2 separate regions of the Mus musculus genome follow, and region 2 is linked to region 1. Evidence: chromatin loops called from intact Hi-C (ENCODE). Cell type or tissue: left cerebral cortex. All regions are shown on one strand.

Evidence for each region. Peaks named below come from ENCODE experiments on the same cell type or tissue, not always from the same donor. Only the 100,000 strongest peaks of a DNase experiment are listed, where the experiment ranks them.
Region 2: it touches region 1 in a loop (2.7-fold over the local background); 10 of 42 quality-filtered maps call a loop at or near these places.

The regions. Positions count from the first base shown.
Region 1 is chr15:73,996,123-73,998,622 of GRCm38, forward strand. Gm32405 (a long non-coding RNA gene) reads right to left here. Exons shown (of 3, transcript XR_384173.3): 2 at 1-1,446. Among named protein-coding and RNA genes, the nearest start is that of Gm32405, 2.6 kb to the right of the region's middle. In left cerebral cortex, CTCF peaks have their summits at 1,247 and 1,446; a DNase peak (open chromatin) is centred at 1,283; H3K27ac peaks cover 672 bases.
Region 2 is chr15:74,403,617-74,406,116 of GRCm38, forward strand. No RefSeq gene overlaps it. Among named protein-coding and RNA genes, the nearest start is that of Gm19859, 4.4 kb to the left of the region's middle. In left cerebral cortex, no CTCF peak of the experiment used is centred here; a DNase peak (open chromatin) is centred at 1,438.

The sequences.
Region 1 (2,500 bases):
GAAGCCTAGAGATGCCCTTGGTTGTCTGGTCTGTGGGAAGCCATTTAGAAGGAGATAAAGAATTGGGAATATTGTGAATACCCCTTGGAAGAAAGGGAGGCAGACTGCTGTGGCAATGTGCTATACCTGGCTATGGAGCCATAGAGAATGGCACTCTAGCTATCTCGTGTCACCCCTGCATGCTGTGGTCTCTCTCAGCCTAGTTCCCCATGAGAGAGCCAGAGATGCCTCAGGGCATAGAGAGAGGTACACAGATACCCGATCTTTCAGAGCTGATACATGATGCCTACTCCGATTACCAGCACACGCACCCTTGATGTTAGTCTCACGGTATAGTGCCAGAGACCTAGTTCTCCAAAGGAACAGCTGGTAGGCCCAGGTCCACATGATATGTCAAGAGGAATCACTTCAAGTCTAGATCCTAACTCTGTGTCCTTGGCCTTTGGTAGCTCTACATATGGGGTGGGAGAGAGTGAGTAGTTCAGGAGTTGATGGGGCTGGATGGGGCCTACGTTCAGACAGCAAGGACCAGACCCTCTTTGACACCTGCTTTGCTCCTGAACTCTCCTGCATCTCCCCAGGGATGAACCATTGCAGAGAGCCCCCCTTTTTTCAGCCTGGAGATTGGCACATCTGGATTCTGTTCCTGCTTGTCCACAGATGCAAGCAGGCAGAGCCACAAACATAGGAGCTCACATCAAAGGATCCTGGTCCCAGGAGATGGCAGGGGCCATACCTGTTCACACAAGGGGCATCCTTTTGTCTTTGGTGTTGTGTGACCTTTTCTGTCACTGATGGGACTCAGAGGCAACAGGGAGGGGCTCTGTCCATCCATCACATGCAAGGAGGCTGGTACAGGCAAAGGCATTCGGATGGTCTGTGAGGCCATCCTCGGATTGGCCCTTATGTTCTAGTACCTACCATGAGGTGGAGTGGGAGTGGTGTGGTGGTGTATCGAGAAGTCTCCCGGCCTTCAAATCACACAGCTTGTTCGTGAGGCTCAAGACTGTACCCCAAGTTTACAGTTTTTCCTAATTGGTTCTGGGAGGTTGGGCATGTGTCCTGGTCAGAAGGGTTTGAGTGGCCATAAGCTGCTGACAACAGAGAAGGTGAGTTGATTCTCCCAAGCGTTCCAATGGATGAAAACCAAGTGAGTGCACCTGCCTTTCACCTATCCTTCAGGGTGCTGCCTCTTCCAGCCAGCCACCTCAGCCTCTGCCTGTCCCTGCTCCTTTGCAATACTGTCTCCGGCTCACAGGGGGCGCTGAGGCCCCGCGGCTGACTTTCCAAACCTGCTCAAACCCAGAAAAAAAAAATGCTACTTGTGATATGCAAAGGGCCCGGGCTGTGTGTTTTTCCAATCAATAGAAGCCGCATAGTCCCCCAGTTGTCGCTTCCAAAGTCTTCACACATCTGCATCTGAAGGGCTCCAAATGCAGTCTTTTCCTGTCGGGAGAAAAAGCAGAAGGAGAAAGGGAGATTTTTGCCTGACAGATTAGAAAATTTTCCACTTCCCAGCATTTGAACAAAGTATTTGTGCTTCTTATGCCAATTACCCAGGCTGTGAAAAAGAAGCCAGGAAGGTGCGGGCTCAGCCAGGGGCGCTGGGTAGGATCATTCCTAGGAGGACCTGCAGGTGTCAGTGGGTGGATGGGGCCCCAGGAGCCCCAGCAGGTCCAGAGTGGCCTAGGCCAGCCTTGCCTCCCCTCATATTTGACCTTGGGAATACGATTAAGTGCTGGGGAACTGTGGTTTTGGCAGGGAAACGGCTTACCACGGTATCTTTTCCGGGTACCGGGAAGGTCAAAGCGCTTTATCTACAACACGGGGCGCCTACAGATAAACTGTATTAATAGCTTGGCAGTAATTTTCAGTTTTCAAAGTGTTTTTGAAGTCAGAGACAGTATGATTTCCTACTTGGCTTCTGTAAGAGTAAGCTGCACCCCAGGGGCAGTACAGGGGTGAAGATTCTCAGTGGACACTGGACTGCTGGTAGCTCTGGTCCTGTTCCAAGATGTGCCCATGTCCTTGGCATCCAACTGCCTGATTCATGGTCTATAGAGGTCTGTGCTGGGTCTGGGTGTAAGAAATGGGGGGGGGAAAGCAGGTTGTGGGGCACTGGTCTCTGGGTACATTGAAGAGATTGGTTGAGGACGAATCTCCTCCTGCCTGCAGGGTTGCAAGTAAGTGCCTGGCTGGGTGTAATGCTAGAACTCAGGTCTGCTGGGCTACCCAACACAATATATAGTAGAAACATGTGATCACTCCAAGCAAGATGAGCTTCAGGGTCTGAGTCTTGGAGTTTGCTTCTCTTGGCCTAGATTTTAAGGCACGGCTCTTCTGGAGTTGCTGCCTCCCCTACTCATAGCAGAGCTTTCGGTAATCTGGCCTCTGTTCAGCTCTTTTCTTTCTAGCTTCATCTACATCCAGTCCTCAAGGCTCTACCCTGCCACCTTCTTCCTGGCTCAGCCATCATGGCTTTGTGTATACAAAGCAGTCT
Region 2 (2,500 bases), 410 kb after region 1:
ATCTGTCTGTGGGTCTCACTGTCTTGTGAGCGGCACCCATTTTTGGGTAGAGAAACCACAACTTGAATAAAAGCAACCCCTGACCAGATATTGGGAGAGGAAGTGGCTCACTGCAGGCAACTTTCCTTCCCACAGACCATAAGCTCTTCCTTTCCATCAACTCATGTGCACCACAGACCAGGACCCCTTCCTCTCTTGTGATCAAAGGCCCTTCCAGTGCTGTGCAGAGAAAAGTGTTTGCTCCATACAAGCTAGACAGTTTCGTGGTCTAAAAGCTGGAGACTGGGAGGCCACCCTTTCTCTGAAGACTTCCTTGGTAATACTGGGCACCAAAAGATGGGCCAGTGTGGCCGGCAGCCGCATGTTCTCTGCAGTTGCTGTGGAGGGAGTGGTACCATCTGCATCTTTGTGCCCTTCTTTGACAGCCATCATTTGTGAAAGGATGCAGAGCAGGAAGCAGTCAACATAATTAGGCAGGAACATCAGGGCTGGGATGTTGTACTAGGCCTGTCACTGATGGTGGACATCAAACCCTAACAGAGCTCTAGGGTAGGCAGCTGCCATAGACCAGCGTCTCTCCCATCACTGGCTAACTGGGAAGACCTCAGTCTCGGGTAGGATCCGACTTCCAGGCACACTGGGACATGTGCCGGACGTCTAGACTTGATTCTACCTCTCTGCAAGAGCTAGGCGAGAAGCCAATTCCAGGCAGAAGTTGACCTACTGCCCTTTGGTGAAAGATAAGGTCAGGGCTGAAGAGAGGGAGTCGACAAGCCCCAGGAGTCTATGCAGATCCCAGGCACCTAGGACAGAGCAGCCCTAGACAGTGTGCTGGAAAGTGCAGACAGTACAGCTTCCACCCCCAACATGAGCAACAGAGAGTAGAAGCAAGGGACACTGGGGGAAAAAACCCAACTTAGTTAGTGTTTAAGTTGTGCAATTATTCCTTTTGATTGTTTCTAAAGCTAGAACTCATTAGAAGCTCACAGAACCTTGTTTCTCTGGCACCAAGGAACTACTTCACTTAAGACATAATAAGATCTATTTCTCTCTCTCTCTCTGTGTGTGTGTGTGTGTGTGTGTGTGTGTGTGTGTGTGTGTGTGTACATGCAATGTATTCTCTTCACTTTCAGAAAAACAAGAAATTTCTATTACATTTTTCTTTGTCATAGAACTCCTCTTCTAATTGGGAGGTTGGCAACTGCTCCAGTCCACAGAATAGCCAGTTTCTGCTTACTTATGTGTTTATTTATGTGTTTATGTGTAGTTAGCACAGGCAGGACCAGCCTTTCCCGTGGAGGGCTGTCTGTGCATGCCAAGCACAGGGAAGGGTGGTGAATGCTCTCCCTGAGGCCTCCGAGGTCTTTCCCTTCTTGTATTTTCTCACTCAGTCCTCCAGCCTATCATGTAGCCATGGCAACAGAGCAGCTAGTATTCTCAGAGCCTACACCTAGGTCAGGTGACAAATGTTGGGGATCTCCATCAGGTGAGAGCTTGGTATGGGGAGCCTGGCACTCACAACAGCTGGCTCCAGCTGTCGTCATCATGTGTGGCAGCACACCGGCAGCAGCTTAGGGTGTGTTCATCTTAGCTCTCATACATCAGGATACACACCCTGAGGCGGGAGGACGTATGTGGATCAGGACTCACTGGGAGCTGGGCTTTGTGGAATAGCTATTAGCATTCAGCCTCTGGAGTAATCCTCTTCTGAGACTGGACTAACCAGGATGCTCTGACAACATCATAGCTGGGATGGTTCTATCCTGAAGGTGGGCAGCCTGTGCTGGCTCCCAGCCTCACCAGCTGTGACCTGGGCTAGGCAACAGGACATCTCTGTCTTACTCTGATAATGTCACCACCTTGAGTGCTTACTCTCTTGGGGTCCTGGTGTGAGCTGAGGTGCATAAAAACACTGGCCATGAAGCCCCTTACTAAAGCAGCTCGTCCAAGAAACCCATCACATAAAGCCACATCCCCACCTCCGCTCACAGTGGTCACTAACGACAGAGCCAGGAATGCAGCAACAGCTAGAATGGACCACACCACTGCCTCCAACTGGCTGCCTGACACATTCTAGTGGAGGGAGAGGGATAGCAGGAAAGTATCGAACTGAGTGCCAGAGAAGGCACTGAAGGGACTGTCTAAAGTGAGCATTCAGACAGGGTGCATGTTGCTCCAGGATAGGACAGCGAGGCTGCAGGCAGTGGAGTCATGTGGTTGGGCAGACACATAGGCTGTGAGGAGGTGATGGTGGAAGGAGGGAGGGAAAGAGGGATGGAGGGAAGGGCTGAAGGCACGAAGGAGGGATTCCAGCCTAATCCTCAGGATGCTCCTCCTACAGAGGAACATGGACAGTCCCTGTTGGGGGCTTGCATTGAAATAATCTGGCAGAGATGCTGCGTGGCCTGCAATGCTAGAGTAGTCTCACCTAACTTCTCACCTAGTTGGGAGCCAGCCTTGGGACCAAGCAGCGCATGGGTCAGACCACACATGTGGAGTC